Linked DNA regions of Mus musculus: all the other regions are linked to region 2. Evidence: chromatin loops called from intact Hi-C (ENCODE). Cell type or tissue: gastrocnemius. All regions are shown on one strand. Region 1 overlaps Slc37a1 (solute carrier family 37 (glycerol-3-phosphate transporter), member 1). Region 2 overlaps Rsph1 (radial spoke head 1 homolog (Chlamydomonas)). Region 3 overlaps Slc37a1 (solute carrier family 37 (glycerol-3-phosphate transporter), member 1).

Region 1 (2,500 bases), 53 kb after region 2:
TTCGTTTTGTTTATGTGTGTATGGGTGTGAATGCGCACCTGCACTGGTGAGTTGCAAAGGTCGAGTGTGACTCTCAGGGATGGAGTCCCACCTTTGACTCTGTGGGTTCTGGGGCTCAAGCTGAGGCTGTCAGGTACTTTCCCTCACAGAGCCAACTCTCCTCGCAGATCTCCCCACACTGGCTGGCCCAGGCTTTAGACAACTCTTCTCAAGCCCTGAGCATCCTGCAGAGATGGTCACTTCTTACAGTTTATGGTTTCAGAAGTCTCCTAGTCAGGGGAGACAACTCTTGCCTACCTGGCTGGGCTCTGAGGGCTTTACAGCAAATGCAAAAGAGGGTTTCTCCAGGTGTGGAGAGCCACTCACACAAATGAACTGAACAAGCATCGGGGCCTGAAGGAACCCCAATTTATTAGATGTCAGTGTATTAGTGGGGACTGTGTGGGAGGATGGGTTCTTCAATCCTGGAGTCTGACACTATTGCCATGTAGATGGGTGTCAAACCTGGCTTGAATTGTAGACTTCCCAGGCAGAGTCCACTAGAGAGCTGTTTGTTGTGGGGGTTGGGGAGCAAACGATGTTCTGTTCGCTTTTCCCAGATCCTGCAGGGCTTCTGAGAGAAAGAACAAAAAACAAAAACAAAAACAAAAAACAAAAACAAAACAAAAAACATAACCATGAATGTCTGATTAAAGCAAGCTGTATTTAGAAGTACGCAAGGGACTGGCCAGACGACTGCTCTCCCCTAAGTCCGGGTTTCAGAGAACAGAGCCTCACTGGCTTTTGAGGTCCCTTCTACAGGGAAGAGTTAGAGTTGAGATAAGCAGCTGTTAAGATAATTGGCTGTGGGCTGGAGAGATGGCTCAGTGGTTAAGAGCACTTACTGCTCTTCCAGAGGTCCTGAGTTCAATTCCCAGGTGGCTCATGGTGGCTCACAACCATCTGTAATGGGATCTGATGCCCTCTTCTGGTATGTCTGAAGACAGCAACAATGTTGGCTGTTAGCACCTGGACTGGAGCTGGGGGCTCAGGGCTCAAGGCTGCCTTTCCTTGTGAGATTGAAAACGGGGCCGGTGTGTGACTAACTGGAAGGTGGCACAGTATGACACTTCTCCTGTGTTCCAGGTACCGGGCTTTCATTTTTATGCTGACCTTTCTGCTCTATGCAAGCTTCCACTTATCCCGAAAGCCTATCAGCATAGTGAAGGTAAGAGATCTTCCAACACAGGGCTTTGTGGGAGGTGGGGGAGCAGAAGGAAGTGGGTGGGGTTGCTAGAGACAAGCTAGCATCTTGGTTGTGGGGCCTTTTTGCTACATTTTTTTTTTTTTTTTTTTTTTTAAAGATTTATTTATTATTATATGTAAGTACACTGTAGCTGTCTTCAGACAGACCAGAAGAGGGCATCAGATCTCGTTACAGATGGTTGTGAGCCACCATGTGGTTGCTGGGATTTGAACTCTGGACCTTCGGAAGAGCAGTCGGGTGCTCTTACCCACTGAGCCATCTCACCAGCCCTTTTTGCTACATTTTGTTCTTGCTACCCTTCTGAAGGAACTCAAATCTTTACAATGTTCCATGCTTTATTCCCTCAGAGGCAGGACTCCATCAGACTACAGTTCCAGAATTCCCAAACTTAATTAAATACTTATGTTGTCTGGGTTTCCTTTCCTGGTGGATCCAGTCTTAAATGCTTCTCCAAGTGGCTCCTACTCTAGATGCGGTTTGACCTCTCTCCCTGCTCTGGAGCAGCCTCTGTAGTGCAGACACTGGGTGTACCCTTGAGAGCAGGTGACAGTTAGGGAACAGGTGTCCCAATAGCCATCAAGTCTTTGTATTTACATCAGAACAGGGACGGAAGTGGGTGTGATTTGTGGGTTGACTACAGGAGTGAATGGCTTCTGACTATTGTAGAAGAACCAAGGATGCTGTCTGGTGCCAAGATCAACCTCTTTACAGCTCTGTCCCCTGCTTGCCTTCCAACAGTCGGCAGGGACCTGGCCCAGGACTCTGGAGTTATGACCTTACCAGTTGAGCTGGGCTAGCTGCCCCCGAAAGGCTTCTGGCACTGGAGACAGTATAAAGGATGACTGCCTCTGGGGTTCTGGGTGCCTTCTCCAGAGTTTTTCATTGTCTAGGGCGGTGCTAGTAAGGGGTAGCCAGTACTTTCCAGGGAAGCACTTGGAGACCTTCAAGTAAGAAGGCCTTTCAGAGGACAGTAGTGGGTGGCATTAAAAGCCCCCGTGTATGACATGTGACAAGGGCTCTGACATCAGCACCAGTGACCAGCCCTGGAAATTGGAATGTTGTCTCTGTGATTCCTTCCTGCTTAGAGAATTCACACTTAGCTCCTGGCAGAGGCATATCACAGAAAGCAAACATCAGGCCACACCTACAAGGGGCCTCTGGGATCACTGAAGGCATGGGATCAAGCATAGTCAGGGAGCCTTGCCGGGGCTTCCGGGATTGATGCTAGGCCTACATGGGTGGGCGAGGGACCAC
Region 2 (2,500 bases):
TCCAAACACAGAGCCCTGATGACAGCCCCTTTCATAACTGCGCTCATATAATAAACAAATAAGAAAACCTCTGAGTATTATTGCAAGTCCTATAGTCTTGGCTGCTGTTTATAATGTAGTGGTGAAGTTACTGTAACCCAATTACAACAGGCTTTATGATAGTGAGCACAGCCTGCAATTTGTAAGGTCCAGAACTTTCTTGTATTTATGAAAAACATTTGTCTTGCATTTTTCAAAGGGTCATAAAATCCAGCAACGTGTGTACTCTGTTTTTATATACTCTTAAAAACCTAGATTGCAGAAAATCCCTCGCCAATGAATCTGATTCCACAGAGTCGCACAATACCAAGAAATGGCCACACCTCCCTGCGTGTGCTGTTTCACCTGCATCGCCTCACATGGCCCTCACGGCAACCTCTGAGGGTCATAAGGAAGAAATTAGAAAAAAAAAAAAAAACACAGAGATCCCCCCAGCTGACTTCCCACACAGTGGGGACCTGAATCTGCAGTCTGGACCCTCTCAGCTTTTAGACTAGACCAGGGCATACTATGGAAAGTGGCCTTCCACCCCATGTGGCTTATGACCCAGCAGCCCCTGGGAACCTGAACCAATGCACACTTGGGCCTCCTCAGACTTGCTGAAACTCAGAGGTACCTGTCCATCTGTGTTTCCTCTGAAGGTGACTTTCCCAGGGTGCAGAGAACCTCCACAAGAGCCAGGTGTCACATAGGCTTTCTAAAACGTCACCACCCCTCATGCTGTTCTTGGTGAGTGTCAATGCGGAAGAGGAGTGTGGGGGAAGGTGAAAGCACTGGCCATTATAGCTGCTGCATTTGGACGAGAGATTGTGCAGAGTAAGAAGGCTGGGTGATTCTAAGGGCCAAGCACAGAGGAGCTAGGGGTAGGCCTATTCTATCGGGGTGTTCTCACCTGGGACTCAAATGCTAAGACGTGCACAATCATTCCCTTTGCTAACACTGCTAACAATGGGCTGAGCAAGGACAAGTCAGTCCTAAGAAAAACGAGAATGCTTGAAATTTCTGCTGCAACTTCTCCAGGAAAGCAGAGAAATGAATGGATCGTTTGCATCGGACTCAGCCACTCCCTAGCACCCTGTCCCGGGGAGTCTAGGGGACAATGGGAAGAATGCTCTGAGCAGTACGGGAGCTGTGCTGCTGGAGTTAGGTGGCATCAGGGCTCGGCCCTTCCCTTCTGAGCAGCTCGAGGGAAGAGGAGGCGGAGCTGTGTGGGATGCGATTTAAGAGCTTCTGCTTTAGCCTCCAGGAACAAGGCTGAGTGAGGCAGGGAACAGACACAGGGGAGGGAAAGGAGACAGCAGGTGTGAGTTCACTGGACGCTTGACCTGAGTTAGGCAGGAAACTGCAGTTAACCAAAGAACCTGAAGGTGGAGCCCACTACCTCCTCAGCAACGCCTATGACTGGCCTTGCACAGCCTGTGGCTGGAACCTTGTTGGAGCCTGCCAGAGAGTGGAGAAAGCTGGCAGATGGCTTCTTACAGAGCCTGGGGCACACACACTCCAGTCGCAGTGTTTTATGAGAAGTGCACCCCACAGGTCCATACCCCTTCCCTGAACCTCTCCATGGAACGAGGCCGATGAGGAGAAGCTGGAGAACAGTTCCCAGAAGCGACATCAGAGGCTCATTTGTCAACACTGAACACCTGGAGATTTATTTTGTTAACCGAAAAAACAACTTAACAGCTAAGAGAGAGAGATTGACAGGTGGTGGATACCAGCCCTAGCTGACTGGTGTTAACTAAGGCACGCCTGGTGTGTCTGTGGTCTTCTGCCTCCACTATCTTAATCCTGGAGGTCTGACGGTTCTTCATCAAAGTTCAAGTTTCCTGGAAAGAAAAGAAAACACCAGAAAAAATAACATAAAAATGATGGAAACAAGCAAAAAAAACCACACACACACTAAAAAAATAAAAATAAAAAAAATGCTGAAGACTCTTTTTAAAAGAATTAAGAGCCAGGCTCACTATCAATAAAAGTATACTAGCGCCGGGCAGTGGTGGCACACGCCTTTAATTCTAGCATTTGGGAGGCAGAGGCAGGCGGATTTCTGAGTTCGAGGCCAGCCTGGTCTACGAAGTGAGTTCCAGAACAGCCAGGGCTATACAGAGAAACCCTGTCTCGAAAACAAACAAACAAACAAACAAACAAAAAAGAATTATTTATTTGGGAGCTGGTGAGATGGCTCAGCAGTTAAGAGCACTGACTGCTCTCTGAAGATTCTGAGTTCAAATCCCGGCAACCACATGGTGGCTCACAACCATCTGTATAGCTACAGTGTACTCATATACATAAAATAAATAAATATTTTTTAAAAAGATTTATTTGACAGATGTGGTGGTGCACGCCTTTAATCCCAACACTTGGGAGGCAGAGGCAGGTGAATTTCTGAGTTCGAGGCCAGCCTGGTCTACAGAGTGAGTTCCAGGACAGCCAGGACTATACAAAGAAACCTTGTCTTGAA
Region 3 (2,500 bases), 90 kb after region 2:
TCCCAGTCACACTGAACCTGCTGACGCTGCCTCCTTCCAGCCAGGAAGTCAGCCTTGCAGGTCCTCAGATATGTCATCCCTCCTCCTTTTGCTTTTTGTTTGCTTCTGTCCTGGTTGTCCCTACCCTGATACCACCACCCTCTGGCAGCCTGGTTACAGGCCACACAGCTGCCCACTAGCTACATAAGCCTTGCTTCCTCCCCATCCCTCACACCGGCTTCTCCTCCCTCTGACATCAGAGCCCTGTTTGCCAGATTCCTACTTACTGCTCGTCTGTGGTAGGACTGTCACTTAGTAGCCTCCTAAGATCCCTGGGGCTTACACGGCTGTAGAACTGGGGTTTCATCTCCACCTAACATCAGCACCTCTTCCAGAGCTCTATCGTCTCTCAGTTTCCATTGCTGGCAGTCGGCATCAGTTGTCAGTCTCAGCTGCTCTTCACACAGACCTGACTCTTCTCCTCTGGGGCTTTGGGGTCTCCCCTTTACCACCCACCCAGGCTCTTCTCCACCCACCTGGAAGCAGGGCCTGCATTTGGGAGGTTGGGCACTGTAGTTTTCTTTGACATGTTTGCCTTTCTCATTTTTTGGAAAACGTTAGTCAGATGTCAGGTTTCCAGATTGCTTGTCCTTCCTGCCTCACTTGTTCTATCAATGGCATCCTTGACTTTATCTTTCAGCCTCTCTGTTCTTATTTTAGCTGTCCTTTTAGTGCCTCAAACACCGTGTTAGGTGAAAATTAATTGCTGGGGGTTTTTATCTGCCTTGTTAACTGCCCCTGAGTTTCCCTCCTCCTGGTTCCTGTTCTCAGCCATGGGTCCTCTAAGCAGCCACTTTTTTGTTGTTGTTGTTTTTTTGGGTTTTTTTTTTTTTTTTTTTTTTTTTTTTTTTTGGTTCTTCGAGACAGGGTTTCTCTGTATAGCCCTGGTTGTTCTGGAACTCACTCAGAAATCCGCCTGCCAGCCGGGCGTGGTGGTGCACGCCTTTAATCCCAGCACTTGGGAGGCAGAGGCAGGCGGATTTCTGAGTTCGAGGCCAGCCTGGGCTACAGAATGAGTTCCAGGACAGCCAGGACTACACAGAGAAACCCTGTCTCGAAAAACCAAAAAAGAAAAGAAGAAAAGAAAAGAAAAGAAAAGAAAAGAAAAGAAAGGAAAAGAAATCCGCCTGCCTCTACCTCCCAAGTGCTGGGATTAAAGGCTTGCACCACCACCACCCGGCCTAAGCAGCCATGTTATGTTGTATTTTTGTACTGCCACATTGAATCTTTGTATTTAAGAGTAAGCCACTAAATGAGTGTGAGCAGTCCTTTTGCTTGGAGAGCGCCCCCTGGTGGTCTTTACAGCTGTGCCTGGAATCAGCCTGCCCACAGGGAGCTCATTGTTCTTGCCTTGGCTGGGGCATGGATGTCTGCTTTGGGGCTTGGATATCTGCTTTGGGGCGTGGATGTCTGCTTTGGGGCTGGTGTTGTCCCCTGGATCCCTGTCCTCTCTTGGGTGCCTTCCTCATACCCCTCATAAGGTCTGCTATCCCCAGAGGTTTAGCAATTGCTCTTCTGTGGGGTGTCACTGAGTCACTGATGAGGAAGTACCCAGACTCTGAGGTGGTGGAGGGAACAACCGATGGCCTTTTGCTGCTGCTGCCCCTTCCACTGTGCCACATGCTCAGCCAGCATAGCTATGGGGAGATGTCCCCAGGTTCTGCCCTATGGGTGTCAAAAAAAAAAAAAAAAAAACCAAACCAAAAAATCATGTTTTTTCTCTCCTCTGCTCTCTACTTTGTGGATTTACAGTTTTAAAACTTGGGCATGGTCCACACTGTGGTCTCCAGGATGTGCAGAGTAAACTCACATGAGTAGTGCCATTTGCCTGCAACTGTGCTGAGACATGGAGAAAGTTTATTAAGTAGCTTCCCAGGTCACAGGTTAATGTGTACACTGTATACACACTTGGAGCAGTCAGTGTGGGTAAAGAGCAGAGAGCCCAGCTCTTGGGTACTGTAAGGCAATCAGTTACCTGCGGGCAGTTCTCCAAACACCTTAGCATGCTGGACAGGACGTCTTCTTGTCAGAATCACCCACCCGCTGTGAGGCAAGTGCTCAGGGTGCTGGAGCAAGCCACCCCCTACAGATGTCTCTTGATTGTGTAGCCTTCAAAGTTTATTTGACATAATTTAAGACTTGAAGACAAAAAACTCACAAACATAATGCAAAGAGTTCCCAGACATCTTGAGTTTGCTCCATTCACACATGCATGCACATACATACTTGTACACATGTGTACACGTGCACGCCTGTGCCCATGTACAGACGTGTATACTTATGTACACACGTACATGCTCATACACCCTTGTAGACACACCTGCATACACAGCACTTGTGCAGCTGCATACAGATGTATGCTTGTACATACACATGCATGCACGTGCACACACAGTGCCTACACATACACACCTGTGCCCATGTGCACACATACATGCACATGCACACTTGTGCACACTTG

The links. A loop is a pair of places that touch in the nucleus more often than their neighbours do. Peaks named below come from ENCODE experiments on the same cell type or tissue, not always from the same donor. Only the 100,000 strongest peaks of a DNase experiment are listed, where the experiment ranks them.
Region 1: a loop joins it to region 2, with 8 times the contacts of the local background. A loop is called at or near these places in 26 of 42 quality-filtered maps.
Region 3: it touches region 2 in a loop (5-fold over the local background); 8 of 42 quality-filtered maps call a loop at or near these places.

Annotation. Positions count from the first base shown.
Region 1 is chr17:31,306,155-31,308,654 of GRCm38, forward strand. It overlaps Slc37a1 (solute carrier family 37 (glycerol-3-phosphate transporter), member 1), which reads left to right. Exons shown (of 20, transcript NM_001242427.1): 3 at 1,126-1,207. Among named protein-coding and RNA genes, the nearest start is that of Slc37a1, 11 kb to the left of the region's middle. In gastrocnemius, a CTCF peak has its summit at 984 (motif pointing left); a DNase peak (open chromatin) is centred at 1,993; H3K27ac peaks cover 619 bases.
Region 2 is chr17:31,253,355-31,255,854 of GRCm38, forward strand. Rsph1 (radial spoke head 1 homolog (Chlamydomonas)) reads right to left here. Exons shown (of 9, transcript NM_025290.4): 9 at 1,665-1,865. The coding sequence ends at 1,822. It also overlaps a transcript of Ubash3a not described here. Among named protein-coding and RNA genes, the nearest start is that of Rsph1, 23 kb to the right of the region's middle. In gastrocnemius, no CTCF peak of the experiment used is centred here; a DNase peak (open chromatin) is centred at 1,451; H3K27ac peaks cover 405 bases.
Region 3 is chr17:31,343,028-31,345,527 of GRCm38, forward strand. All of the region lies in intron 17 of Slc37a1 (solute carrier family 37 (glycerol-3-phosphate transporter), member 1), which reads left to right. Among named protein-coding and RNA genes, the nearest start is that of Pde9a, 42 kb to the right of the region's middle. In gastrocnemius, a CTCF peak has its summit at 1,334 (motif pointing left); a DNase peak (open chromatin) is centred at 1,336.